Regions from separate parts of the Mus musculus genome. Here all the other regions are linked to region 1. A link is a loop called in an ENCODE intact Hi-C map of the cell type or tissue named here. Cell type or tissue: heart. All regions are shown on one strand. Each heading gives the region's core, and the rest is flanking DNA. Links, peaks and the distances in the headings are about the cores only. Region 1 overlaps Lcp1 (lymphocyte cytosolic protein 1). Region 2 holds the start of Lrrc63 (leucine rich repeat containing 63). Region 3 overlaps Cog3 (component of oligomeric golgi complex 3). Region 4 overlaps Slc25a30 (solute carrier family 25, member 30).

The links. A loop is a pair of places that touch in the nucleus more often than their neighbours do. Peaks named below come from ENCODE experiments on the same cell type or tissue, not always from the same donor. Only the 100,000 strongest peaks of a DNase experiment are listed, where the experiment ranks them.
Region 2: a loop joins it to region 1, with 2.1 times the contacts of the local background. A loop is called at or near these places in 5 of 42 quality-filtered maps.
Region 3: it touches region 1 in a loop (11-fold over the local background); 14 of 42 quality-filtered maps call a loop at or near these places.
Region 4: it touches region 1 in a loop (4-fold over the local background); 3 of 42 quality-filtered maps call a loop at or near these places.

What each region holds. Positions count from the first base shown.
Region 1 is chr14:75,193,514-75,201,823 of GRCm38, forward strand. Lcp1 (lymphocyte cytosolic protein 1) reads left to right here. Exons shown (of 17, transcript NM_008879.4): 3 at 4,564-4,650; 4 at 5,767-5,930; 5 at 6,867-6,996. The coding sequence starts at 4,587. Among named protein-coding and RNA genes, the nearest start is that of Cpb2, 45 kb to the right of the region's middle. In heart, for the core only: a CTCF peak has its summit at 3,732 (motif pointing right); no DNase peak of the experiment used is centred there.
Region 2 is chr14:75,126,802-75,135,111 of GRCm38, forward strand. Lrrc63 (leucine rich repeat containing 63) reads right to left here and starts at 4,082. Exons shown (of 10, transcript NM_027581.1): 1 at 3,970-4,082; 2 at 2,664-2,833. The coding sequence starts at 2,787. It also overlaps a transcript of Lcp1 not described here. In heart, for the core only: no CTCF peak of the experiment used is centred there; a DNase peak (open chromatin) is centred at 4,260; H3K4me3 peaks cover 1,949 bases; H3K27ac peaks cover 1,564 bases.
Region 3 is chr14:75,719,174-75,721,673 of GRCm38, forward strand. It overlaps Cog3 (component of oligomeric golgi complex 3), which reads right to left. Exons shown (of 23, transcript NM_177381.3): 17 at 519-639. Among named protein-coding and RNA genes, the nearest start is that of Cog3, 34 kb to the right of the region's middle. In heart, for the core only: no CTCF peak of the experiment used is centred there; a DNase peak (open chromatin) is centred at 1,148.
Region 4 is chr14:75,764,220-75,772,529 of GRCm38, forward strand. Slc25a30 (solute carrier family 25, member 30) reads right to left here. Exons shown (of 10, transcript NM_026232.3): 4 at 7,220-7,314; 5 at 5,952-6,037; 6 at 5,347-5,442; 7 at 4,597-4,721; 8 at 2,684-2,822. Among named protein-coding and RNA genes, the nearest start is that of Cog3, 14 kb to the left of the region's middle. In heart, for the core only: a CTCF peak has its summit at 3,972 (motif pointing left); no DNase peak of the experiment used is centred there; H3K27ac peaks cover 326 bases.

The sequences.
Region 1 (8,310 bases), core at 2,245-4,744:
GATCCCTGGGTCCCCACATGCTGAAAGAAGAGAAACGGACTCATTCGAGTTTTCCTCTTACCCCTACTTGTTCGATGTAACACACCCACAGCCATACACTCCCCCACACTAAATAAAATACAATTAAATGTTTTACCAAAAGGTAAGGCACGGGCAGGGTCTGGGGATATAGCTCAGTGGAAGAACACATGATTAATATATATAGGCCCTAGAAGCAAAAAGAATAAATAGTATGAACCATACTCACAACAGAGTCTGTAAAGCTCAATTGAAAGTACTCCCTCGTGCCCTGGAAGACACGTGCCTTCTTTCTTTTTGGGCTCCTGATACCCAAGTAGGAGCCTTTACTGCTGCCTATATGGTGCTAGTATTGCAAAGCGACACCTTCCCCTGAGGACCTGGATAATAGGTGGTGATAAGATAGTCCACTCCTTCTAACTGCAGGAATGAAAATGGGCACAGTCCCCTCAGGCAAACACATAAACTATGTACGATATCTAAAATTAGACACTACTGCAGCGATGTCCTTCTTAGACATGGCTGGTGTGCATGTTAGAACATTAATCATGTCCTGCCCCACGCTGGGGAAGCACTCTCCTTTCCACACCGCACTTGGTCTAATTAGCTGAAGAGTCTCCTCTCTGTCAAAGTCACTGAGACTTTTAGGGGTAACTTCACCCTCTCTCTTCTCTTCTCTGTATTGGGAACACCAACTGGAACGGCCTTGGAGCATTTGTGCACAAAGCATTTCACGTGGTTGCATGACAGTTTACCCCGTGCATAAATCAGAAAACTGTAATAAACTTCATCTGATGCTCCAGTCTCTAAAAGTGGAGCTGTTTTTCTAGGTCCTGCTCAGCATGAAGGTAAAAGAAACACAATGATTTGTGTAAGTCTGGGCCCTACACAGCCCACAGTGGCCACAGCAACTTAAGCTGTCAGCTCCAACCCTCTTACCAGCCCATTTCTTATACTGCTTAAGTACTCTTTTCTCCCCCCTTCTTTCCTCCCTCTCCCTTCCTCTCCCTCCCTGCCTCCATCTTTCTCTCCCTCCCTCCCTTCCTTCCTTTCTTTCTCTCTTCCTTTCTTTCTTTCTCAAAGCTATTGAACCAATGAAGACTTGAGGATTTTTAAACATGAAGTTATTTCCACTATTTTCATCTCCAAGTTGATCTTCCCACCCACAAACCTCTAAAGAGAATATTGTTAGGTGGTATGTTACATTATATTAGACATTTGTTCCTGACCAACATATTGGTTTTATTTTGTGGTTGTTTTGGTTTTTGTTGGTTTGCTTGTTTTGTTTTGCTTTGTTTTGTTGAGACAGGGTTCCCCTCTGTGGTCCTGGAACTCACTAGTTCAGGTTGGTCTCAAATTCAGAGATTTCCCCATGCCTCTGCCTCCTGAGTGCTGGGATAAAGAGGTATGCCACCATGCTTGGAGACATTTGGTATTTATACTAAAACATTTCTCCTTCATTATACCATGACCTTTGAAGGTTTTTTTTTTTCCCACTTCGATGGTTCTTCTATTGCTTCTATGGCTCTGTTCTTTAAAAGTTATTTATATTTTTATTTATGTATATGTGGGTGCCTGCATGAGTTTATGCACACCACGTTTGTACAGGTGAGGCCAGAGGACATCGGGGCCCCTGGAGTTGGACTTACAGGTGTTGCCGAGCTACCCGATGTGGGTGCTAGGAATCAAATACATCTCCTCTGTTAGCATAGTATGTGTTCTTAACTGCGGAGCCATCTCTCCAGTTCTCTTAGCTCTGTTTTTGACACAGTGCAATCTCATTTCTATTTCTACTTGAACTTCTCAGCAGTCTCTCACAGTGTCCAATAATCGGACACTCTTGTGTGCAAACCCAGGGCCAGGTTTAGATTCCACGACCCAGTTTACTCGTCTCAACCACAGTCCTTGTGCTGTGCTTTTCCGTTACTAACCAGGTCAGGCTTCCCTTGGAAGAAAGAGCAGGGCCTGACCTATAGTAGGCATTCATAAAATATGTGTGGAACGTAAGCACCTATGGACACCTATATACCAAGTGTGGGATGTCTAACAAGGAGGCCTGCCTGACAGCTGTAGAACCAGACTTGCTGTGGCCTCTAGGAATTGCCGCAGTGTGTTAGGGAGACCCTGCTATGAATGCGCATGTGCGGTGTTGGTCTTGTTGAGGTGAGATGAGCCAACTCAGCCATAGTAACTTAGTAAAGTTACAGCAACTTTCCTATAACAGAGGCCTCCATTGCATAACATGCAGAAGTGCAAACTTCCTCTTCTGCAATTCCCAGACAGGCTCATGATGTTCACATTCAATGCCCCACTAGCTAAGGTATTCAAGATGCTTATTAGCGACTGCTGATCTATGAGCAAGTGCAGAGAGTGAGAGAAAGGCATGGTGGAGTGGAGCCTGGGTGCACAGCCGGGAAGAGGGGAGTGAAATGAGAGTTGGAATGTTGCTGAGATGTGAGTCTTAGATTCTCCCAGCTTCTGTGTCCTTCTCTATAAAATGAAAATAATTGTACTAATGCATACCGTCAGCTTATACTGAGAGTCATCGGGGGACAGTAAAATATGGTGCTTACTGCACCCCACAAATCCCTCTTCTTAGTGCCTGGTAAGGATTTTGCTATGAGCCTATGGTTCTTTTTAGCATTAGCTTTTAGAGAGCTGGAGTTTAACTTTCAGCCACTTACTAGCAAAGTGCGACAGATTTTAGGCATCCATTGACTGCTGAAACTCCTCGCTGACTGCATCTGCTTGCTGCATCTATGTTTATTGTTCTTTGGCTTGAAGATGCCTCTATTCAAATGAGTTTTGGAAATCTGATTATAAGAGGAGAATGGAGAAGGAGAGGGAATGGAGAGAAGGTGGTGGTCCGATCACTAGTGCATGTCTCTTCAGAATTTCTGTGCTCTGTGAACGAGATCATGTGTGTTTGTACACTTGTCCTTCAGCATGTCCTGGGTCCCCCCAGAGAACCCATCATACCACTATCTTGTTAGATATAGAAGGCCAATGATAATAAAATAAAGTTTCAATAGCAAAAAGGCCTCTTAAATGAGTTAAAATGCACCTATATTAGATACTTTCAACCATGTCTCTAGTTCCCACCGATGATGGGAGCTAAGATCCTGTTGGGTGGGGAGTAGTCTGAGCTTCTCAGGCAACACTCTAAGGCTTGCTACTTTTATTTGCTTACTCTTGTGGCCTGGGCATTTGTTTATTTTCATTTTCATGCATGAATTTTATTAACAAAATATTGGATAACAAAAGTTTGAGCCATTGTCATTTCATGTGGCTGGAGAGTTTCACTCACACTGGCAGACATGTGCCACTCCCATTGGCAGATAAGAGTGGATGGAGGTTTCACGGGTATGTGTGATGCAGTTTGAAGTGTGGTGCAGTTTGACCCATGGGGTTTATTGTTATAACATTTGCTTTTTTTGCACGGATGTCAGTCGTTACTGAGAACAAACACAACACCACAGAATAATGTGGAAACATAAAAAAGAAAATGGGTTTAAAGTATCCTTGCCATAAATGGGAAATATTTTAAAATATATAAGTTTATTACAATGGTCAAAATAAAATTATAGTTAGACACATCTCATCTGCTGTTTCCCTACTCCATTTACAATCAAGAAATCTGGCGAATGGAACCTCCATCCCCAATGTAGCAAGGAGCCTTTCTGGTTCATTCACTTTCTTACCACAAGGGGGCAGCAGTGATGCGTAGGGATAGCAGGTTGCTCAGCAAACGTTTCTGAGAAAACATTTAAGATGTGTTTCAGATTTTCATATTTGAATTTTTAGAAGGTCACCTCCTTCCTTCATCCTTGACTGTGTATGGTCAAACTTATGCACAGAACTCTCTGAATTTATAAAGGATATCTACGGGCGTGGCCAAGCATTAATTTAAAGATAATCATGATGGCATTTGTAAAGTTACTTATGTAAAAGTTAAAGGTTTTAATTGTATGTTTCTATATGGTAAATTACTCCAAAATATAGCAATATTACCACCTCTTTCTCTGTTCCTTGTAATGTTGGCTTAGAGTTCAAATGGGTCAGAAGTTTCACCCTGGCCTTCTCAGCCAGCTGCCAGGTGAATCCCTTAGCTGGGAGTTCAGGAGGGGCTGGTACTTAATTCTCCTTCACCTTAATTCTTCTCACTTCCCTATGAGAACAGGGGGAGGGGGGCCGACAAAGGATGAGTGGCCCAAGAATGAATATTTCAAAGTAAAGGAGGTGGGAATTTCCAGTCCCTCCATCACCTTCTGATTGTCACAGAAATCCTAAGGTCGGTTTAGATAAGCACTTACTAAGCCTTAAGTCAATATAGATAAGCACAGCTTACCACGTGAGGAGCTGCCTCGTGGTGCGGGGAGGGGAGAGATTGCAGGCAGCTGTCTTTGATGACCCCACGTGGGAGGCTGGGAGGCTTTGAAAGTCATGGAGGGTGGGGGCGAACATGGCTTCCTCTAATAGACAGGCTTTGTTCTGAGCTTACTGGAATTTAGATGCACAGTGCTCACTCTGACGTTCTTCTCCCAGGTCTGTCACCTAAAGCAGTGAAAATGGCCAGAGGATCCGTGTCTGACGAAGAAATGATGGAGCTCAGAGAGGCTTTTGCCAAAGTTGGTGAGTGGACCTGATTCTTCCCCACCCCACGCCCCCTCCCCCGCCCCCATCGTCACGCCCCGTCACTGTTTACCACTGTTCTCAACCTGTGGGTCGCGACCCCTTTGGGGGGTCAAACTTCATAGGGGTCACCTAAGACATCTAGAAATCGTAGGTGTTTCCATTACAATTCATAACAGTGTCAAAATTACAGTTGTGAGGTCGCAATGAAAATAATTTTATGGCTGGGGGTCTACAACATGATAAACTGTATCAAAGGGTCGCAGCTTTCGGAGGAATTAGAGCCGGGGAGAGTTGGTTTCAGTAAGGTGCGCTGGAGAAAACAGGTCCTTCCTAGTTAAAACAGTGAGCCCGCAGCCTTTTCCCATAGGCGTTCCCTACACGCCCTTATTTACATTCTGCCTGCTTTCCTTTGATTTCCTTTATATTGATATTCTTCCACTCCTTATTGGTAAGCCCCTTGTGGTTTACTTTTTAAGTTTCTCTAAGAATTCCTAAGGATTGCAGAAGCAGGTAGGGCTCAGTCAGTAAAATGTTGCCACTCAAGCGTGAGGACCTGAGTTTGATCCCCAGCACCCACGTAAATGCTGGGCCTGGTGTCCCACACGGGGCAGCAGAGACAGGTGAGTCCCTGGGGCTCACTGGCCAGTTGGTCTAGCCAGTTGGGGAACTTCAGCTTCAGTGGGAGAGCCCTGTGTTGGAAAACAAATGGCTCCTGAGGAACAACACCCAAAGTTGTCCTGTGACCTCTACATGTACATATGCCCTTATGGGTACATACACAACACAGACACACACACACAAACACATGTGTGGACACACACACATGCAGGAAGATGCACACATACATGCCTGCACACGTTCCTAAATATCCTGTTAGTATCCCCTTAATTTCAAGATCTTAATTAGAATTAGTCTTTTACTGTGGGTGTTGGAAGTGATGTGACTGTCTAGATCCAAGAGCAATAGGCCTCCTGGCAGGTTTCTGCCTCTATCTGGGTCAGACCCATGCCTGGTCATCTTTCTCCAGCTCCACCCATCCTCTAGTATCCCTTTGCCTTTCTAAAGACTGCACCCGAGTTACCTTAGAGCTTCACTCTATCCTTTGTGTCACAGATACCGATGGCAACGGATACATCAGCTGCAATGAGCTAAATGACTTGTTCAAGGCCGCCTGCCTGCCTCTGCCTGGGTACCGAGTGAGAGAAATCACAGAAAACCTGATGGCCACAGGTGATCTGGACCAAGATGGAAAGATCAGCTTTGATGAGTTTATCAAGGTGAGCAATGATACTGAATTCAAGGCCATGCACTTGAAACTTGAACTCAGTGTCAACAAACATCCAGAGAGGCGATCCGTCCCTTCCTGGCTCGTTGGTACAGTTCTTACCTTTGTGGTTTCCTTGACTACAGCTTGAGTTTCTAAAAATGTCTTAATCTACCTGGGTGTGTGTCTAGGTTAGGGTGTTATTGCTGTAAAAAGACACGCTGACCACAGCCACCCTTACAAAGGAAAGCATTTAATTGAGGCTGGCTTACAGTTTCAGAGGTTCAGACCATTATAATCTTTGTGGGAAGCATGGCAGCATCCAGGCAGGCATGGTGCTGTAGAAGGAGCTGAGAGTTCTGCATCCTGTCCTAAAGGCAGGAAAAGGAGACTGTGTGTCACACTAGGCATAGCTTGAGCACAGGAGACCTCAAAGCCAACCCCTACAGTGACCACTTTCTCCAACAAGACCACACCTACTCCAAGGCCACACATCCTAATAGTGCCACTCCCTATGGGACAAGCATTCAAACACATAAATCTATGGGGCCACACATATTCAAACCACCACAGTGCCCACCTCCTTAATCCCTGCCCTTGGGAACCTAAGGCAAGAGGATTTGGGGTTTTGTTTGTTTGTTTGTTTGGTTGGTTGGTTTTTCGAGACAGGGTTTCTCTGTATAGCCCTGGCTGTCCTGGAACTCACTTTGTAGACCAGGCTGGCCTCGAACTCAGAAATCCACCTGTCTCTGCCTCCCAAGTGCTAGGATTAAAGGCATGCGCCACCACTGCCCGGCAAGAGGATTTTTTTTGAGTTCAAGGCCAGCCTGGGATACATAGTAAGCACCAGGCCAGCATAAACTGTGTAACAAAGAGTTGGTCAAACAAACAAACAAACAAACAAAAAAATCAAAATCAAAACCAAATGAACCAAACATGTTTTTAACAGGTCTTCCATGGCTTAAAAAGCACCGAGGTTGCCAAAACCTTCCGAAAAGCTATCAACAAGAAGGAAGGGATCTGTGCGATTGGCGGCACCTCTGAGCAGTCCAGCGTTGGTACCCAGCACTCTTACTCAGGTAAGCTGTGCTGATGGGCGGGGGCAGAGGAAGAATGTGTGAGTTGAGAGAAGACTGGCAAAGGATACAGTGAGGAGGAAGGACCCAGCTGTCTGGGGTTGTAGAGTCGATATTTGCTATGCAAACCAAAGGGCTAAAAGCAAAGAAGCAAGCACACCCACCTGGATGGAGACCCATCTTCCCCTGTAGGAGTGGACCAGTTCCAGGCACAGGACCCAGGAACTGCCTGAGCCCCAGGGAGCTTCCTGTACGGAGTGACCTCATTTGCATTTAAAATTTGCTTTAAACGCTGCCAAATCTCCTTTAAAAACTTTATGGGCAAAATTGGCCCTTTTAGAGTCTTCATCTTCAATATCATGATTATTCTTAACGCTGAGTGGTCAAAAAATATTGATTGAAAAAAGGAGTTTTATATTTATTCCAAAGGCTAACACGGAGCAGCCTTAATGGACGCTTCTAATAGTCCGAATGCTGTGGTTGCTTAACTCGTCTTAAAGTTCAGTTTTTTTAAAGGATGATTCAATGTCAAAGATAAGTTTGTGGATAGGCACTGTTTGCAGTTGCTAAGACAAAGTTTAGCCTTTCTTATTCAAAATATATTCTGTTTATTCATTCTTTGAGACATTTATACAAGGTATTTTAAACATATATACTCCTCCTCCAGCTCCTCCCATAACAATGGTTATGTTCCTCTCCTCCATCCCTTCCCACTCTCTTTTGAGATTTCTTCTTCTTTTTCTTTCTCCCACGTTGTCTTGGGAATGGGTCATGGGGATGTGTGTGATTGTCACCTTAGAGAGAATGGACTCACCTCCTCTTCAGGCAGTGGTGGGGTTTCATGCACACCTTCCCACTTCTATGCTGGGATTTTATCTGCCTCCAGCTTGCTTAGGTCTTCTGCATGCTGTCACAATCACTGTATTCATAGGTGCAACAGTTGTGTCTGGTAAACACTGTTTCCTTGATGTCGGCAACCACCTCTGGCTCTTAGAATTTTTCCACTCCCTCTTCTGAGAACCTGAGCCTTGAGGGTAGGGGTGTGGCATGTATGTCCCATTTAGGGCCCAGCATTCCACGGTCTCATGTTCTCTGCAGGTTGATCAGTTAGGGATCTCTGTGTTACTTGCCATTTACTGGAAGCTCCTCCTATACGGATTGAGAGGTGCTCTGATCTAAAATTGTAGCAATATGTCATGAGAATTGGTTTCATACTATGCCCATTTAGCAGAATACTGCGTTCTCTCCTAGGGCCTGTGGCCTAACCAGCCACAGGTTCTTGGCTCCTTTAACACTACCAGGTATGGGTCCTACCTC
Region 2 (8,310 bases), core at 3,061-5,560, 66 kb before region 1:
TGGGGAAAAGTCCAAGACACAAAGAAGAGATTTGGGGCAGTTGTCACTAAAACTCTGGCAATAGAGACGGCGAAAGGGACTTTTGATGAAATGGCTCGTTCATCATCAGCTTTCCCCATCTGAATTTTTTTATTATTATTTAGTAAAGTGCAACATTTCTTTTTCATGCCAAATGAAAACATAAAAGCAGCCTTTCAGACATAGGGACATGCTGATACTGACTAAAAGATACTGCATGTTTATGTCTCTGCTAAGAACTCTTTCCTCACTTAGGTCCAGAGATTTATGGAGCCTGCATTATTGGATACCTCAGTCCATCAGATGTGCCTCTCCTTACCTATGGGACAGAATGTCAGGCATCATCTTCCTGTTGCCTTAACTGCAATAAATGGCGATGAACATTCCGTTCCAGCGAGGAGGGAATGGATTCAGTATGGTGGAACTTCAACGGGAAGGTACACAAATCCTCTACCCAGCATCTCAACTCCCCCTCTATGGATGAGGCCAGAGCTGGGCTGAGAGAGAGGGACTGTGATTGGTGTCATGGCCACCACGTTAACCCTGTTCCCAGACTCTCCCTTCTCCCTTTGGTGGCTGGAGAGGGACATGAAATTTCCCATTTCAAGCCAATTGAGGGGGACTTGGCAGAGAGCTGTGTATGGAGGACTCCAAGGAGTGACTACTGAAGGGGGAGCTGGCGTCGCCTTATCACCTAAGCAAAGTGTACCAGCATTCTTAACCCAACCATTTCACCATGACCTTAGCTTTTTTTCCCCCCAAGGTATTTCTATTCATACGTTTCCAGTACTATCCTCTGCATGCAGAAAGCACACAGTCTCCTTTTTTTTTTTTTTTTTTTTTTTGTATCCCACTTTAAGTCAAGGTTTGGTTCAAGCCTTGCTACTACAGCTTCTCATAGCTGCTAACTACACCGGTCTCTACCATTGTGTGCACACATATGTATCCAAGTGTATCCAATGCTGCTTTCTCCTGTTGCTTCCTGTCTTCATTTCCTGTGAAGCTCATTATTAGTAGCCAACGGAAAGGTGATGTAAAGCAGGAACAAGGTCATTAAATTCTGTACGATGAACAGGTACGTTCCAATTTTTGGCTATGTGAAGGTTCTGGTTCCGTGTTATAATGTTTATTTTATAAATTAGACTTAAGCCACTTATATTTGTTCATTCATTGAGCAAATATCACAAATACCCACTATGAACAAAGTACTCGGGGTTGATGTTAGTCAAGGTCATAGACTCTCCAAGATGGCAAAGGCAAATAAGCTTTGTGGTGCCAACGTCGAGAAATTCTGCACTGGGCTATGGAGTGAAACCAAAGACAAATAGTGAAAGTCCAGCACAGAACCTGGTAAGGAGCTGTCAATCTGCAGGGCCGTGGGTGCTACTTACAGAACAGCTTGCAAATATAGAAACACGGGACATCACAGAAACACAGGAAGGATGACGTAGAAATGGCACAACAATGGTTTTGTCGGATTCGGGGGTAATGGATAGATTGCTTTTTTACATCTTTGATAGGCATAGATGAAAGGATAACTTTAACATTATAAAAGTGGCTCATCTTTAAAAACTTTTTAAAAATGTGTAGGAGTGTTTTTGCCTACATGACATGATTGCCTAGTGCCTGCAGAGACCAGAAGAGAACACTGGATCTTCTGGAACTGTGAGGCACCAAGTAGCTGCTGGGAATCAAACCCTGGTCCTCTAAGAAGAGCCGCCAGTGCTTAACCACTGAACCATCTCTCTGGCCCCTATCCCACCTGACAGAAACTAGTGGAAGATGATGAGCAAGGTCTGGTTTTGTTGACTATTTCATCACCAGTTCCTACAGTGTGCTTAATAAACACAGTCAATCTTCATTATTTGTTTAGACTTAGCAAATGCTCAAGTACCCTACACTGAACTTCTAGGGAAAATTATAAGGTCAGGTTCCTTTAAGACTCTGTTCTCAACATTTTCATCAACCAATCCACATATAATCGTGTGGTTCTATGGTCTGCATTTAAGGACATACTATTTGAATAGATATGATGAAATATACTTTCCTAATATATAGAATATATCATTGGTTTGTTACTATAGACCTCACAGCCAAGCATACTGCACACATCAAGGAAGTTCGTCTGACATGATGTTCTCTGCTAAGCACATTACAGCTTTCTCTTGTTTAGACTGAGCTTCAACAATACACTTATGGATATCATAAACCAACAGATAAAAAAGAGGGGGCACAAAAAATTCAAAGAACCATGGAATTAAGTAGACCAGGAAAGGAACACGTGTTTATATTACAGGAGCTGAAACAGGAAGGCAGAGTCAATCCTGCGTCATCCAGGTGTGTACTGGGTTCATGCGTGTTGTGGAACTTGTATTTTCGCTTATCTAAACACACGTTCCCATGAACAGAAGAACTATTGATTTGGGGATTTTAGCAGTAAGTAAACTCATATTTGACAAGTCCACGAATGAGGATCAATCAATGAGCACACCTATAGAACTGATTCTTGGTTGTTGTCACCTTATGATAAACATTTTTCCGTATGGCTATTAGTAACTGTCTTTACTGAGATTGTAAATTAAGTAAAGCAAGGGATTTCTATGGAAAAAAAACACACCAAGGTTAATACACATATCTGTACATACCTGTATGTACTATACGAACTTTCTTTTTTAATAAAGGTACTTTAGGGAGCTTTGGAGGTAAGGGTCTTCGCAGAAGTAGTGGATGCTGCTGGGTTTTGAGTGAGCGATAAATGCTCTTTTTCATAGCTGCTGGTTAAGTGAGAACTGAACTTCCTGAGAACGAATCGTTACTGAAAAGAAGTGGTTATCACTTAGAAAATATCCTTACGGAAACCATTCTGAGTTGCTATGATACTGAGTTTAAGCAGGCTAGCATTGTAAGGAGGGGGGGGGGGGAAAGAGTAAAAAAAATCATTTAAAATTTATTTTTGAAGTACTTTTAAAATGGCATATTTTTAATACAGGCTTAAGCATGGAGCTTAAGAAAGACAGAGAGGCATTCAAAAAGTTTAACGTTTTCTTTCTGTACTGGATATTGAAACTCTGGTCTCATGCAAGGCCATATCACTGAGCCAAATCCCCCTGCTTTCCAATTTGCTTAAAATTAGAAGTTGGGAAATACATTTGTAAGCCCAACACTTGAAAGCCTGAGACAGGAGGGTCAGCCTGGGCTACACGGGGAAGGGTGGTTTCTTTTAAAAATTTAGATTAATAATTAATATAGATAAAACATATTCTATTATTAATCTAGACCTTGCTAACATTTCCCGTGTGAGTATGAAATTCAACCAGCCAACGCTATTTTCAGTCAGTAAATGGTGACCTCTCTCCCTGCAATATAGGCATTGGCATTTCATTCACTACCTCCCAAATATTATCAGTATAGACTTAGAAGGGATTTTGGAAAAAAAAAAAAAAAAGAAGGTAAAGGCCTCTGAAATCCCACAGTATCTAACCATACACAAACGGTTTTCTTGTATGGCGATGGCTTGTTTTAACTCTCAGCTGACTTAATTTGTCCATAATTATGCAACTCCAAAATAAGACAGGCTTTTTAATACAATGAGATGTTCCAGGATGGCGGGGAATCCCAGAGAATAGGGAAATAAGGACACCAGCTGTCCTCCGCCCCCCCCCCCACGCCCCACCGCCCAAAATAAGTCTTTGTTTTCAGGGCAACCTCAAAAGTGCCTGGCACAGTGCAGCTCCGCGGAATGCCCGGCAGGCAGGGAACCCTGGTGCGGTGCAGAAGAGCGGTTTACCCGCGAAAGGTAACTGCAGGCCAGCGCTCGCTCCTGATTTGTCGGCTGGTAGCGCGTGCCCGCCCGCCACAAGTTTCCTTTTCTAGTTGGTGGGGAGACCCCATCACCACCCCCCAGTCCCCAAGTGTCCAGCTCCTACGGACCCTGCCTTCAAGCACACAGACCAGATTTCCCACGTCCATCTCCTTTATCCCTGAGTCCTGGCTGCCAGTGACTGTCTAGCGAGGTCTCCAGTTAGGTCTAATTCCATGTTTGTGCTGGACGCAGCTCCTTTAGCAGCATCCCCAAGCCCTGCTACAGCCGAATTACGCTCATAGTAAGGACCACCAACTAGTCCCCGCCCCCCAACACTTCCCCACCCCCCCGCACCCGCACACCCCCCCCCCCCAGCTAGCCCGGTAAGAAGCGCAGGCGCACGAGGGTTGGGCACGTCGGGAACTAGGGGCGGGGCATTGAGCCCCGCCCATCTGCCCCGCCCACTCGATCCACCCACTGATTTCGCCACCTTAGGCCAGTGGCCCCTAATTCTGCTGCGGGCAGCGCAGGATGCCCGGAGGCTGAAGTGGTGGAGCCGGGAGGAGTGGCTCCACGTGTAGCTGTACGGAAGGCTGTGGTGACAATCGTTATTACTATTCTTACTCTTAAAACAGTGGCCACTATTATTTACTTACTTTTCTCCATGACTTGACACCGGTGTCTGGAGACTGGGTTGGCATTTTCTAATACGGCTACACTTTTGGGCAGCTGGCCACCGTTACTCATTTTGCAGTAAAACCCTTGTCTCCAAATCGCACGTTCTGTTTTCCTTCTTGTCTCTTGGGTGCAACCTGGTTTGTCTTTCTGTTTTTAAAGTTCTTGGTGGAAGTGGAACTGTGTGGGAACCGAGAGCTGTAAGGCAGTGAGTGGTTCCAAAGCTCTTTAAAAGGACACCCAGGTCTCACTGTCACGGTGGTTGGCTGTGATTACCGGTGTTGGTGCTGTCTCCATGTTCAGTGGTAGATATACCGCGCTTGTTTGCCTGTATGTGCTTGCTTCTCTGGAGATTTGAGAACGAAAACTGGAAAGAACCTATTACAGAGACGGGAAAATCCAACTGAGAATTCAAGTAAGGGGCACTTCCTTCCAGTCACCTCCCTTAAGTGTTTCTCTTCTTAAATAAGGGTGTGGGAATTTCAATAGCACCTTGGGAAATCAGAGACTTCTAGATTCGTTTACTAACCAAGTCTTCCTTTTTCTCCTAAGAGCAAGCATATATTTTGAACCAATGGGAAAATAATTAAAGATGAATCTGGGTAATGCTGTACAACTGTTGTCCTGTGGTGTGTTGGTTGGTGGTTTTGTTATGTAGATTACTTTGTTGTTTACTAGGTACCCTTTCCAAACCAGGGATTTTATTTCACTTTCGTCTGTGTTTGTTTTACATTGCTTGGTTTCCCTGAAAGACAGGAAGCAGACAGAAAGGCAAATCTGGTGGCCACGTTTGTCTCAAGTAATGTATATTGTTCATTATTTTGTAAACAGCAGAAATGTTTCTATTCTTAAGGATAAAGGTGTGGGCAGTCTATTCTTAAAAGCTGAGACCTACTGGAATTCAGTTTCAATGACAGATGTGTTTCAAATGTATGCTTAGCTTTGCATAGTCAAAAATCAAGGCAAGTGCATTTGTTAATTAAAAAAAAATGCTTTGTCATTCTTTGCAGGTTTCTTTTGGCAACTACCATGCCAGACCCAGGGCAGTTTAATATGTAACCTCAGCAGTTGTCAGTATTTTGTTTTCTATAACTATTGCTGTAACTATAGTTCCAACCATTTAGAGAAATGAAATAGTAATGAAAATTAAATCCCTGGTTTGATAAGTCTTCTACGCCCATGTCAGCTATTCTACCATACCTTACACATTTTCCATGGGAATGACAGAAGCATGGGATAAAATTGTGAAAGCCTACATTCCACTCAGTTCTGATTACTTTAGCACTTCTTGTATTTAATTTGTTATTTTTGAAAGTACGGCTACCTCACCTTCTCCTTCCTTCCTTCCTTCCTTCCTTCCTTCCTTCCTTCCTTCCTTCCTCCTCCTCCTCCTCCTTGTCTTCCTTCATCCTGTTTATCTCTTGGAAGGGAGGGTGTTCCCGCTTTGGCTTTAAGGTTCTATTTCACCTGGTGTACAGTTCGGTACCAGTTTAAGTGTCCCCTCAGATCTGCCATTTGGCAGAAGCACTGCAAGCCAGAATGAACCACACTGCTTTTGTTCTGTTAGTGGCTTGTGCAAAAGTGGCTTAAGTTCACAGTGAGCATCAAGGTTATAGGCATCCTGCATCATTTTTGTTGTTGTTGTTGCTAAAATAAGATAAAGGCCTCATGCAAAAACAGAGATGTGAGCACCCAGCAGATAATGCTATTGACTGTCCTAAGGATGGAGCAGGCTCAGAGGACCTCAGATTTGCCTTTGGTAAAAGGATGCCACTGTCAGATGATGTAAAATGTGTGCTGGCATCTTCATTGTCTTGCATAGAACTTGTTTTGTTTGTTTGGTTTTCCTTACAAACAGGACAGAAGTTTGCTAAATGCTTTGGACAGTCTAGGTCTAAGCTAGCATCTTACTGTGTGAAAATAACCGGAGATATTTGTATTCTTTTGCTTGAGTTACTTTTAGAGGATCCTATAAAGAATGAATAGTTACCTTTGAGTGCATATTGATTCTCTATTGAGTCCTCAGGGCACTGAGATGCTTTTGAGAAAAAGCATTTTTTTTCTTGGCCTGAGTTTACAACTGTTGATATTAGTTGTGCATACTGAGAGAGAGTGTCTGTATTCTCCTCCAGTCACCACTGTGTGGCTTTAAAGACATATTTATGTCTAGTGTTCTCACGCTTTAGTGGAGAACAGGTTTGTAATTTCTCGGATGGGAATAAAACCTTTTGGTAGAAGCAGTTGCTAGAGATTCCTCTTCTCCCTGTGTCTCTGCGCGGAAACCAGAGCTTTCCTTCTGCTCTACACTATTTGGGGGCCTTTGTTTTCTTTTCTCTCTCAAGGTGGATGGTACTTCCTTTCCTTTGTTTGAGTTAGATTTCCTGGGATTCAAATCAAAAGGAAAACATTGCCAACCAGGAAATGTCATGGGCTCTACATGGCGGAGTTTAAAAAACTGTTCAAGTGTATGAAAGAACAATGCCTACGTGCCCTTAACGTTATGTCTATGAATTCAGCCATTTGTTCTGGAATGATACATCAGAGTGCCTGTTCTGTGTACATCACCTTGCTAGGTATTAAACCTCAATCTTAGTAATTAAATATTACTTTGAGGCCTTATCACTTCGATTACATAAATGAAGGCTTAGATTACTCCCAGAACTTTATCTACTTACTTGAACCAATATTCCTTTCTTCTTTCTTTCTCCAGTTTTATATTATGTTGTTTGGACAGAGTAGTGTGGCTTACACGTTCTTTCCCAAAACTCAGGGAGAATTTGACTTTCTTAGCTGTAGTGATCATTTTTCATTGTGGGCTATATATTGTACCACTAGATGACATCAGAAATATTTACACCAGAAATTTAAATAATACTTCTTTTCTTGATGTTATTGTTAGGACCTAGGTAAGAACAAGTTAAGAGATGAAGGTTAAACAACACAAGTCCTATCCTGGTGTAGACAAGTTAAGACCTGAAGGCTACACAAATCCCCTGCCACAGTTGAATACCCTAACCAATAGAAGTAATCATGTTTTAGACAATGTACAACAAAGACATGTTCCTAACGGAATCTCCTATCCCTAAATCCTGATTGGTGGAATAACTTGGCACAGATGTTTATGGATTTGGGGCTTAAAACCCCTGTAGGATCTTAACTAAGGGTCAAGGTTCAGTTCCCAAATCTGGACTAAGGTCCTGCTGGATCAGTCCTGGGGTATACGCTCAATCAACTCTCCCGATCTGGTTGAGATTAGTGTTTGAGTGGTTTGTGAGGTTGGGTGCCAACATTAGAACGTTTCCTTATAGGTCTTAACATTTTATATAGGCCTAAACATTACATCTAGGCCTTAATATTTTACCCAGGTCTTGACAGTTATGTTGACAAAGGTCACTGTCCTGTGTGCTCTTAACTATGACATGTCTGATTCATGACATGCTTTGCTCTTATGTGTGAGCCAGGTTTATTACTTTCTACATGGGAGGCCCTGTTGTGCAGGGCCCTTGAGAATTCTAGTATAAACATCATATTTTATTAAGGGCTTCGTCGCGTAACTCTGCTCTCTTGGGTTCTCATCCTCCTGATGCCACTTGTTGGCTTGGTTTTCAGGCTCATTGTCCAGCATCTCTAAGCCCCTGAAGTTTCCTTACCTGCAAAGCTGGGGAACTTTTGATAATGGAAGCATCCGTATGCTTGCAAGGTGTATGAACGTCATCACTTCTGCTGAGCCTGTAACCTCTGGCATTTGGAAGTGCTTTGCAATAATTTTAGTAGAGTGTCAATAGCAGCTCGTCCTCTTCAACAGCCCAAAAGAC
Region 3 (2,500 bases), core at 1-2,500, 520 kb after region 1:
AAACACAGTGACATATCTTTGGTTTCACTCTTAATGATCTTGGTAATCAAGGAAGGAAGATGATGTCACTCTGTTCCCTTTATACAGGAGGAAGATGGGTTATTGAAGCTAACCGCCCCTTAGTTCAAGTCTACACAGGAGCCAAGAATAAAACCTGACTCTCAGGTACCAGATAAACCTCAATTTGATGACACAGATACTGCTATGTGTCTTATAGGTATTTATTTATAGTTATTTTCATCTCATAACTGCTTCTAATGGTAGTATCTGGAAGGGCCCAAGAGAGTTAAACTGTATCACACATGGAAATGTTCAGATATAGCTCCTTTAATAAAGAAAATAAAACAAATTAGAAGTAATTAGGATACTGACAGCTTAGTTTAGTATGAATAAGTAAATTTAGCAAGCAAAGCATGCAAAAGAAATTGCAGATGAACATAAAATAAACCTGTAGCCTGTGCTGACACACCTGGACAGGTCAAATACACCCAACTGTGCCAGCCAGGACAACAAAGTACCTCTAGTTTTCTTGAGGTCCAGGGAAATTTCCTTAATGGTGAATTCAGTGTGAAATGGAGCAATTTGTTCTCGAAGAATCAAAAGGTGTTTAATTAAGAAAAGTTGTCCATCAATCTGAGTCTAAATTATAAGACAAAAAAAAAATGGATATTGTCACAGATTAAATCAAAATAGGAACATATAAAAGACATTATCACTCAACATTAAATCTATGCAAACTTACAGCCTCAAAGTGATAGTTCTCTGCAGTACCATGAGCTCTCTCCAGGTTACCCATGTCAAAGTTCTCTGGAAAATTCTTGGTAGGACTTTGAACATTATGACTTGGTCTACTTAAGGAACCCAAGAGAGCAAACCACACAAGTGCTAGGAAGAGAAGTCGAGACTTTCAACTTGGGACAGAGATTAAAAAACAATGCTGCCACCTAAGAGCCACACTGAGCAGCACAGCAAAGCTCCGAGAACGAGTCTGAATGGGCTTGCTCACAGCCTTCTAGCCTCTCTTAGGAGGACATCCTTCCCTATTTGGCCTACATGGTTTTGATATCCACAACATCAGACACAGTACAAAAGGAGCTTCCAAATATAAACTGGCCTGGCACCCCCGTCCTGGATTACCAGACACCAACAGCGTGCTGGCTGTCCCTGTACAAGCCCTTCTGCTAACTCAGGACTATCTGAAAGAGCCTGAGACTTAAGTGGCGCTCTCAAAGCTCTGACCTGACCAAGTCCCAGCATAATAATTATAGTCCTTGTGGTAAAAGTTTGTGTATTAATAAAGTAAGGCTGTTCCTTGAGGCAGAATTTTATTTTGAAACATTTCTAATGAAGTCTGCATATTAAATTTGGCAAAGATAAAGTTACCCTTCATAAGCAGTAGAAGAGGACTCAGTGACTGCTCTCAGTCCCTCTCCCCACTGACTCCTAAGGAGCACAATCACCATGGCAACAGCACATGTATGGAGGCTCACCTGGCTTGTGAGCACAGCAGCAGACAAATAGGAAATGCTGTGCATTCTAAACACTTTTTCGAGTTGTAACTGAGTCACATAGACTTTGTTTTCTTTATTACAGTTGTTGTAACTTAGGAAAATAGTATTATGTTAATTTACTACACACTAGGTGTTCAATTTATGCAATGATAATGTACCTTAAAAAAAACTTGTAAGTTGGAAGGCAAAAATTACAGATTCTCAGGCACAAAACCAAATGTGCTAGCAACTCTGACCAAGCAAACTGAAGGTTTGCAGACAGACATTAGAACATGTAGGAAACAGTTACATAAAGGGCGGTAGATAGTAAGGACAGAAGGCTTGGGGGCTTAGAGGGATAGAGTACAAAAGGCTATCGAGTATGACCAAATCTTTCTAAAGAGCTGAGAAACATCTCACTGAACAAACCTGTAAATAATAAAGACATGTGTAGGGATGAGGGCAGAGAGCTCGGTGGCATCTCTGCTACATAAGGCCGCAGTCTATATCTTATTTCTGCTACCCTTTATTTGTCATAATACAGGGAAGTGATGTTTATTGTTTTACATCTTTAAATTTAGCAGCTGTGCAATACTCCACCATACAAAACATGTTCCAGTTTAGCTAACCATCTCCAACAGGGACTTTAGGCATGATCAATCATAAAACTGTGAGAGATGAATCTTGCAAACATTATTTAAAACTTAGCTCTGCCTATCTGGAACTTGTTTGTCCCATGCTCCTTTAATCCCTATGTAGAGATTATCTCTCAAAGCCATGCACAAGAGGAGAACCTGACATAAAGGCAGAGCTTCTCTAGGGACAACTTTTATCAGGAGACTCTCCTCAATTATCTAAAGTTTTGAAGATAGAAATGGAATTTGTCAATCTGGAACGCACAGGATTGAAGGTGCACTGTGGCTACCAGTGGCCTCAGAGCTCCATCTCTGTGGCACAGGCATTCTGGGAGAGCAGAGGAGGGCTCCACCTCCTGGCAAGGCCGAGGGAGA
Region 4 (8,310 bases), core at 2,810-5,309, 570 kb after region 1:
ATCTCCTGGCTGCTGGAGGCAGGGGACTCAGAAGGGGAAGTGCAGCCACTGGTCTGCGAAATTTCCTAAGACCTAGTCCAATCTAGAGGCAGAGGATGGAGCGAAATCAAGTGCTTGAGTGGACTCAACGAGCTTTGGATGATGATGCCATTTACAGACTACAATATCCTTCCAATGAAAACCATCAGGGGGCCTGGTGAGATAGCTCAGCGGTTAAGAGCACTGACTGCTCTTCCAGTGGTCCCGAGTTCAATTCCCAGCAACTACGTGGTTGCTCACAACCATCTGTAATGGCATTTGATGCCCTTTTCTGTCTGGTGTGTCTGAAGACAGCAACAGTGTACCCATCATATTTATATATGTATATATAACAAATCAATAAAATCTTTTAAAAGAAAACCATCAGGGGCCATGCAGAAGGCTGAGCTCTTCTCGGTCATTAATTCTACTCAAACGCTCAATATTACAGAGAACTGCTGAATATTTTCAGCTTTAATCAAAGAACAGAGAGAAATGAATACATTTTACGTGCTTACTCAAAAACAAAATATAACCCTTTTTAGAAGGACTGACTAAAGACCTTTTCTGTCTCTTTGTTCCTTAAAGACTTCTGCATGACAACCACTGCACACAGAGAAGATGAACCCCTCCCAAAGCAGGCAAGCAGGAACTCAATGGATAAGAAATCAGACTTAAATATTACTTAGTTCTAAGAACAGGCCATTAGCTTCCATGCCATCTGGGCTGCTAAACAAGCCAGAAATAAGTAAGCAATTTTGATGAAGATAGCATTCATAGCACCTCTGCCTCCCAAGTCTCCTGTCTGCCTCATTAAAGCAATATCAGAGGAGTGGGGATGGAGCTCAGGGGGTCCAGTCCTTGCCCAGCAGGTAATAAGCTGGCTCACTCCCTGGCACCACATAAAACCCAGTGTGGTGGCACATGCCTATAATCTCACCCCTTGGGAGGTAGAGACAGGAGGACCACAAGTTCATGGTCACACTCGGCTACCCACCAAGTTAAGGGCCAGTTAAGTATATTAAGATCCTGCCTCCAATAAAGAAGGGAAAGGCTGGTGGAAGGCTTAGCAGGCAAAGCCACCTGCTGTCAAACATGCCAACCTGAGTTTGATCATCCGAATCCATATAACGGAAGGAGAGAACTGACTCCTCCCACTTGACCTCTGACCTCTAACAATCATGCCAAGGGACCATATGTACATACGAACAACCACTGCCCTTACCACCCCTAGCCCCAAAGCAAAAAAATGAAAATGTAATTCTGAAAATGTGAAGCAATCCTGGAGACTAAGAAGCGTCAGCATCGTGCCGAGACCTGCAAAGCACCCCGAAGCCTTGGCCACTGGCAACCCAGGGGGCAGCAGAACACCTCCCTCTGCCCCAAACAGTTCTCTACAGTGGGAACTGTGGTAGGGCTCATTTACTCCTGTGAGGCACATCTGGAGGGGAATATTTGTTCCAGTTTGACTAAGAGGAAAAAGGTCCACTTTGGAAAAGGAACAGTTTCACGACCCCGGAAAATGTTACTAGTTTAGCATCCTTCCTAGCTGGGGAGGTGTGTGTGGAAAATGAACTTCCACTTATAAGATGTCATATAACCCGGAAAATGTTACTAGTTTAGCATCCTTCCTAGCTGGGGAAGTGTGTGTGGAAAATGAACTTCCACTTATAAGATGTCACATAACCCGGAAAATGTTACTAGTTTAGCATCCTTCCTAGCTGGGGAGGTGTGTGTGGAAAATGAACTTCCACTTATAAGATGTCATATAACCCGGAAAATGTTACTAGTTTAGCATCCTTCCTAGCTGGGGAAGTGTGTGTGGAAAATGAACTTCCACTTATAAGATGTCATATAACCCGGAAAATGTTACTAGTTTAGCATCCTTCCTAGCTGGGGAGGTGTGTGTGGAAAATGAACTTCCACTTATAAGATGTCATATAACCCGGAAAATGTTACTAGTTTAGCATCCTTCCTAGCTGGGGAGGTGTGTGTGGAAAATGAACTTCCACTTATAAGATGTCATATAACCCGGAAAATGTTACTAGTTTAGCATCCTTCCTAGCTGGGGAGGTGTGTGTGGAAAATGAACTTCCACTTATAAGATGTCATATAACCCGGAAAATGTTACTAGTTTAGCATCCTTCCTAGCTGGGGAAGTGTGTGTGGAAAATGAACTTCCACTTATAAGATGTCATATAACCCGGAAAATGTTACTAGTTTAGCATCCTTCCTAGCTGGGGAGGTGTGTGTGGAAAATGAACTTCCATTTATAAGATGTCATGTAAATCTTGGACTTCCAATCCTAGTGTGGCAAAATGCTATGTATGTCCTGCCAGGCACAGGCCTTTAATCTCAGCAAAGGCAGGTGGATCTCTGTGAGTTTACGGTCACCTGGGAGACAGAATTTCATGACAGTCAGGGCTGCACTACTGAGAGACTCTGTCTTCTATGGGCTCACTCATCTTAGTTTTAATACTTATCATAACGTAATAGTGACTTCAGTGTGTGTATGTGTGTGCATGTGTGTGCGTGTGTGTATGTGTGTGTGTATGTGTGCGTGTGTGTGTGTGTGTGTGTGTGTATGTGTGCCTGTGTGCGTGTGTGTGTGTGTGTGTGTGTGTGTATGTGTGTGTGTGCACGACAATCCAGCAGAGACACTTACCTGCAATAGGCAATCCAAGGTACCCTTATAGCCCGCACATCTGCCATCTCGAAGGGCTCTCTGATTCATCATGCGGGTTCTCACAACATCAACTGGGTTTGAGGCCAAGGCCCCCACCAGGCCACAGGTGAAGCTCGAGCTGTTGGAGAACACAGGATTGGAAAAGACAAGAAGTGAGCTACCACTCAGCTACAGCTACAAAGGAGGGAGATGAGACAGCTTCCTCTCAGAATTCCTTCAAAACAAATATGGAGAAGCTACACAAACTGCACCAAGAATGAGGTCCTTGGGGCTGGAAGTAGCTCAGTAGTTAAAAGCACTAGTTCTTACACAGGACCTGGGTTTAGAACCCAGCACACTCCAGTTCCAGTGGTTCTGATGCCCTGTTCTCTGCACGTACCAGGCATGTACACAGTGAATATACATACATATATACATACATATATGCATACTCTCACACAGGTAAAACACTCATACATGTAAAAAAAAATAGGCCTAAGAATAAATAAAACATAAGACCGCCTCACTGCACACCCATCCATGGTCTTGGGTTCTACAGAGCAGTGGTTCTCCACCTTCCTAATGCTGCGGCTCTTTAATACAGTTCCTCATGTTGTGAAGACCCCCAACCATAACATTACTTTCATTGCAACCTCATAACTGCAATTTTGCTTCTGTTATGAATCAGAGTGTAAATACCTATATTTTCTGATGGTCTTAGGCAACCCCAGGTCGTTCAACCCTCAGGTTGCAAAACACTGTCCTAGACTTTCAGTCTCACTAGACTACCATAGGCTACACTGAGTACCGTTGCTAAACTGAGTTATAGTTAGCCTATATTTGCCTGTGAACATAAATAACCGTAACGTAATTCCTATGACTTGCTGAGTTATATAAAACATAAAATGGAATGGTTACGCTTTCACTCCCGTGAGAGCTGGGAAGTCCTACGCTGAACCTCAGGGAGATGCTATGTCTGCCGCCGTTCCCATGTCTCTGGCCATAAACACTCCTGCACACTGTGGGTGCTGCTCTCTACCATTCTCATCATGAGCGAGCGCTCCTGCTCCTGAACTTTCCTTCTGTTCACACTCAACTCCACTGAGTTTAACTTTGCTGCGGGTTTTATTTTATCAGCACCAATCAGCTCAGAGGTTTTCCCAGCGCGGCATTCCTCACACACTGAATTGGTCACTCTTTGTTTGGGAAGTTGTTCTATTCGCACAAAGGTTTACTTGTGCTTGCGGCATACAGAGTTGTGAATAGCGCTCCCCCTAGTGGTGAGAATCAGCACACTTGCCACACTAGGCTAAGTGTCCCTGTCCAGACCAAGTCACACAGATTAAATGATCTATGATATGTTCATACAAATGTGATAAGCTGCAATTACTAAAACAAACAAAAAAAACAACAACAACAGCAAAAATTAAGGACGGGCAAGGTGTCTGAGCACTTAAGAGGGTGTATTGTTCTTACAGAATACAAGTTAGATTTCCTAAAGGCTCACAAGTGCCTGGAGCTCTGGCTCTGGGCTCTAACACCCCTCTGACCTCTGCAGGCACATACACAAACAGTAATCAAAAATGACTAAGGTGTAAGAGCTGAAGTGAAAATGTATTTGGGTTGTGTTGTCACTTTTTAAAAAGTAATACAATGCAAACATGACCTTATTTGTTTATAAAGTCCATGGTGCTTACAAACATACAGTTTGTACACATACAGGTATATAATTACCTGTGTAAAGGCAAAGACTTCACCTCATCCCATTCGACTTCTGAGTTATAATTTTTCAAATAAGAAAATACCACACTATTACAATACTTTCTCTAAAACTTCCATAAACTTATGTAAAATTTTCACCCTACCAAGCTCATGCATACCTAAAATATTAATTTTAAAATCCATAAACATACAGAAAATGCGTTGCGACAGTGTCTCCCATCAGGCCTGAGAGTATCAGGTGCTTCTTGGTGATGTCATAGACTGGAAGCTCCACGCCGACCACAATGGCTGCCCTCTGGGCTGTGAGGGACACACCCTGGGGAGAAACGTGAACAGCAAATGATTTCCGCATCCCTCCAGACAAGGCCGAGGTGTGGGCAGTTCTATCCCACCCGCTGCCAGTTCTGCCACTAGGGAGAAGCGTGGCACGACAGAGCAGAAAAGGGCAACCAAGCAAGAACTCTGAAAGCTCGGAGGGCAGTTCTGACTCTGGCCAGCCTGGGGCTAGGGCAAACCATGCCTGAAAGCCTCCAGCTTCTCTGTCACACTGAGGGATCATACCAGGGTCTAGGGAGGGTCTGTTCTGTGAACCAATGAGCCCTGAGTCATGGGGTTCCTAGGAAATAGCATTCTTCATGGGCACTTGCCTAAACACCGACTTCACCTAAGTCATGAAACTGAACAGGCCAATCACCCAAAGAGACAGGGACCCAGGGGACATTCTAAGAATTGAAACAACAGAAAGTAAAGATCAAATAAACGGTACTCAGCTATCACAAAACCCTGTGTATGTACTAACCAAAAGACACTTTAAAACCACAGCATATTCATGTTCTCATTTTATAGACAGAGAAACAAAGAAAGAAGGCATCTTCAAAGGCAGGAAGTGGCATTCTTCTTACGCCGCGAGGACACTTGGATTAGACTGCAGCGAGGCTCACCTTCCACAGTCCTCTAGTCCCCTCCTGCTGGTAAATGCTCATGAAGCTGTCTATCATGCCTCCTTGAACAGCGCTGTTCTGTGCTTGCATTCGGATCTACAGATCATAAAGAACGACGTGAGAAGGAAACTGGCCCATTCTCCACCCCCACCATCAGAGACTCTTAAGAAAACCACCCACCTAGTGCTTAATGGTGTAACGGTGTTTGGGGAAAACTGGCAATAAGTCAGCCAGTGGTGGCACACATTGTTAATCCCAGCACTCAGGAGGCAGAGACAGGTGGATCTCTACAAGTCTGAAACTAGGAGGTCTATTGATTGAGTGAGTTTCAAGACAGCCAAGGCTACACACATACACACACACACACACACACACACACACACACACCCTGTCTCAAAAGAAAACCCTTTTTTCCTACTCAGTAACTCATAGAGAAACAGGCTACACCTGGTCTTCAAGTGATGGGATTAAGGATGCACACCACATGCCCTACTAGAGAAAGTGACTAATATCAAGGGCAGTATGATCAGTAAGAGTGGCCCAGTGCACTCGCTGCAGTAAGTACATAAGTGTGGAATGTGCCCTACCACACAGCCAGGACTTACTTTCAAAACATCAGTCGGATTAGCAATAGCTGAGGATATGACTCCAGACAGAATTCCACACACAACATTGACCAGCAGGGTTTCATCTACAAAGACACAGTGATTGGGTTTTTTTGTATGTAAGAGTTTTTGCTGTAAGTGACTCCAATATAAAAACATTACACTCTACCTGTTCACCTGAATATTATTATATGCTCTGTGAATCAAGCGATTTATTTTAAAATAACTATCTACTGTTCATCTTTGTTTGCCTAGATGGACACGCAGTCCAATTGCCTTGTAAATATTCATATTTATCCCAGTCTCGTGCAGCTATCAGAGCTCTTAACTGTAAGACATGTATTCATGCTGTGCCTTCCTGAAAATGGCTGTAATTCACTCAATTTTAGGAAATTCAGTTGACAAGCAGAAACAGTGTAGCATGTGGCTAAGCACTGTGAGCATAAAGACAAGTGGCTGTCCCCACCCCTAGCTGAGGAGCTGCTGACAGCTGACGACTTCTGGGACGGTGAGAGCTGTTGTCCTTTAAGAGTACGGCAGCTGGTAGTCAACTGCACTGCAGTGGATGCTCTCACAAATACACAGTGCACAAATTAGAGTCTGGAACATAGGAAACAATGTTTCATAAAGGAGAAACATAATGTTGGGAGGGGTCAGGAGGTGGGGGAGGTCAGGGGAGTTAGGGAGGCACGGATTTAAAAATACAAATGATGGGCTGGGTGTGGTGGTGCACGCTTTTCTTCCCAGCACTTGAGGAAGGCAGAAGCAGGCAGATCTCTGTGAGTTCAGGGCCAGCCTGGTCTACAAATTGAGTTCAGGACAGCCAGGGCTACAAAGAAAAACACTGTCTCGAAAAAACAGACAAACAAAAAGCAAATGGGGGGCTGGGGAGATGGTTCAGAGGTTAAAAGCACTGGCTACTCTTCCAGAGGTCCTGAGTTCAATTCCCAGCAACCACATGGTGCTTCATAACCATCTATAATGAGATCAGGCGCCCTCTTCTGGCTGTGCAGACAGAACATTGTATACACAATAAATAAATCTTTAAAAAAAAAAAAAAAAGCAAATGACTAAAACATTTGTACAAACAGCTCCTCACACACGTTCTCCGGCTTGGCTCAGTATGAGCAGTTTGTTTACTCTTTGTACCCAGTCTTTTCTTTACTGGTAGAAAATTAACCAAATAATTGAAAACTCATTCCAAAATGTCTGGAACAAAGCAACCAACAACCCACTGACTCTCTGCAGGTGGACAGGGGGCCGCTCACCTTCTGGGCGTTCCACAGCTAACCGCTTCAGGCTCTGGTACGTGCCGATCTTGATGGTTCCATAGGAGGCCTGGCGCAGCATTGCGGGTGCAATCCTGTCATGTGGGCATGCAGACAGATGAAAGCCAACCTACGCATCAGAAACCCTCAGAGGGACCCCTGCGCGCCTCCCCCTCACTCCATGCAAAGGCAGACACTACGGCTAGAATGTTTTTTTTTAATTTTACTTTTCCGGTTTGCTCTTTTGAGACAGGGTGTCTCTGTAGCCCTGCTGTCCTGGAGCCCCATATGTAGGCTGTGCTGGCCTCCAGGGCACCTGCCTCTACCTCCCTCCTGTTGGGATTAAATCCATGCACCACCACACCCAGCTTAAAATGAATATCTTCACATTTAAAAAGATGTTAAGAAAAGCACACTTGGGTCTTGAAATCAGAGGTAATTATTACGTCCCTAAGTGGAAGCCTGAGGCCCTACTTAACCTGAGGAAAATGCCAATGTGGGGTCAGTTTGCCCGCTCAAGTAAAACGCATAAACATTCCTTGCAAAGAACTCGGGAAGGCGGGTACCACCTGAAGAACACACATAGTTATTTCCTGCCCCTCTAAGTTTTTCCAATAGGATACACAATTCAAGCCAGAATTAACAAACACAAGACATAGTTCTCCATCCTGGATACCACCCTCCCATCTCTAGGAGGCTGTCTTAGTCAGGGTTTCTATTCCTGCACAAACATCATGACCAAGAAGCAAGTTGGGGAGGAAAGGGTTTATTCAGCTTACACTTCCACATTACTGTTCATCACTAAAGGAAGTCAGGACTGGAACTCAAGCAGGTCAGGAAGCAGGAGCTGAGCAGAGGCCACGGAGTGACGTCCCTTACTGACTTGCTTCCTCTGGCTTGCTCAGCCTGCTTTCTTATAGAACCCAAGACTACCAGCCCAGAGATGGTCCCACCCACAAGGGGCCTTTCCCCCTTGATCACTATTTGAGAAAATGCCTTACAGTTGGATCTCATGGAGGCATTTCCTCAACTGAAGCTCCTTTCTCTGTGATAACTCCAGCTGTGTCAAGTTGACACAAAACTAGCCAGTA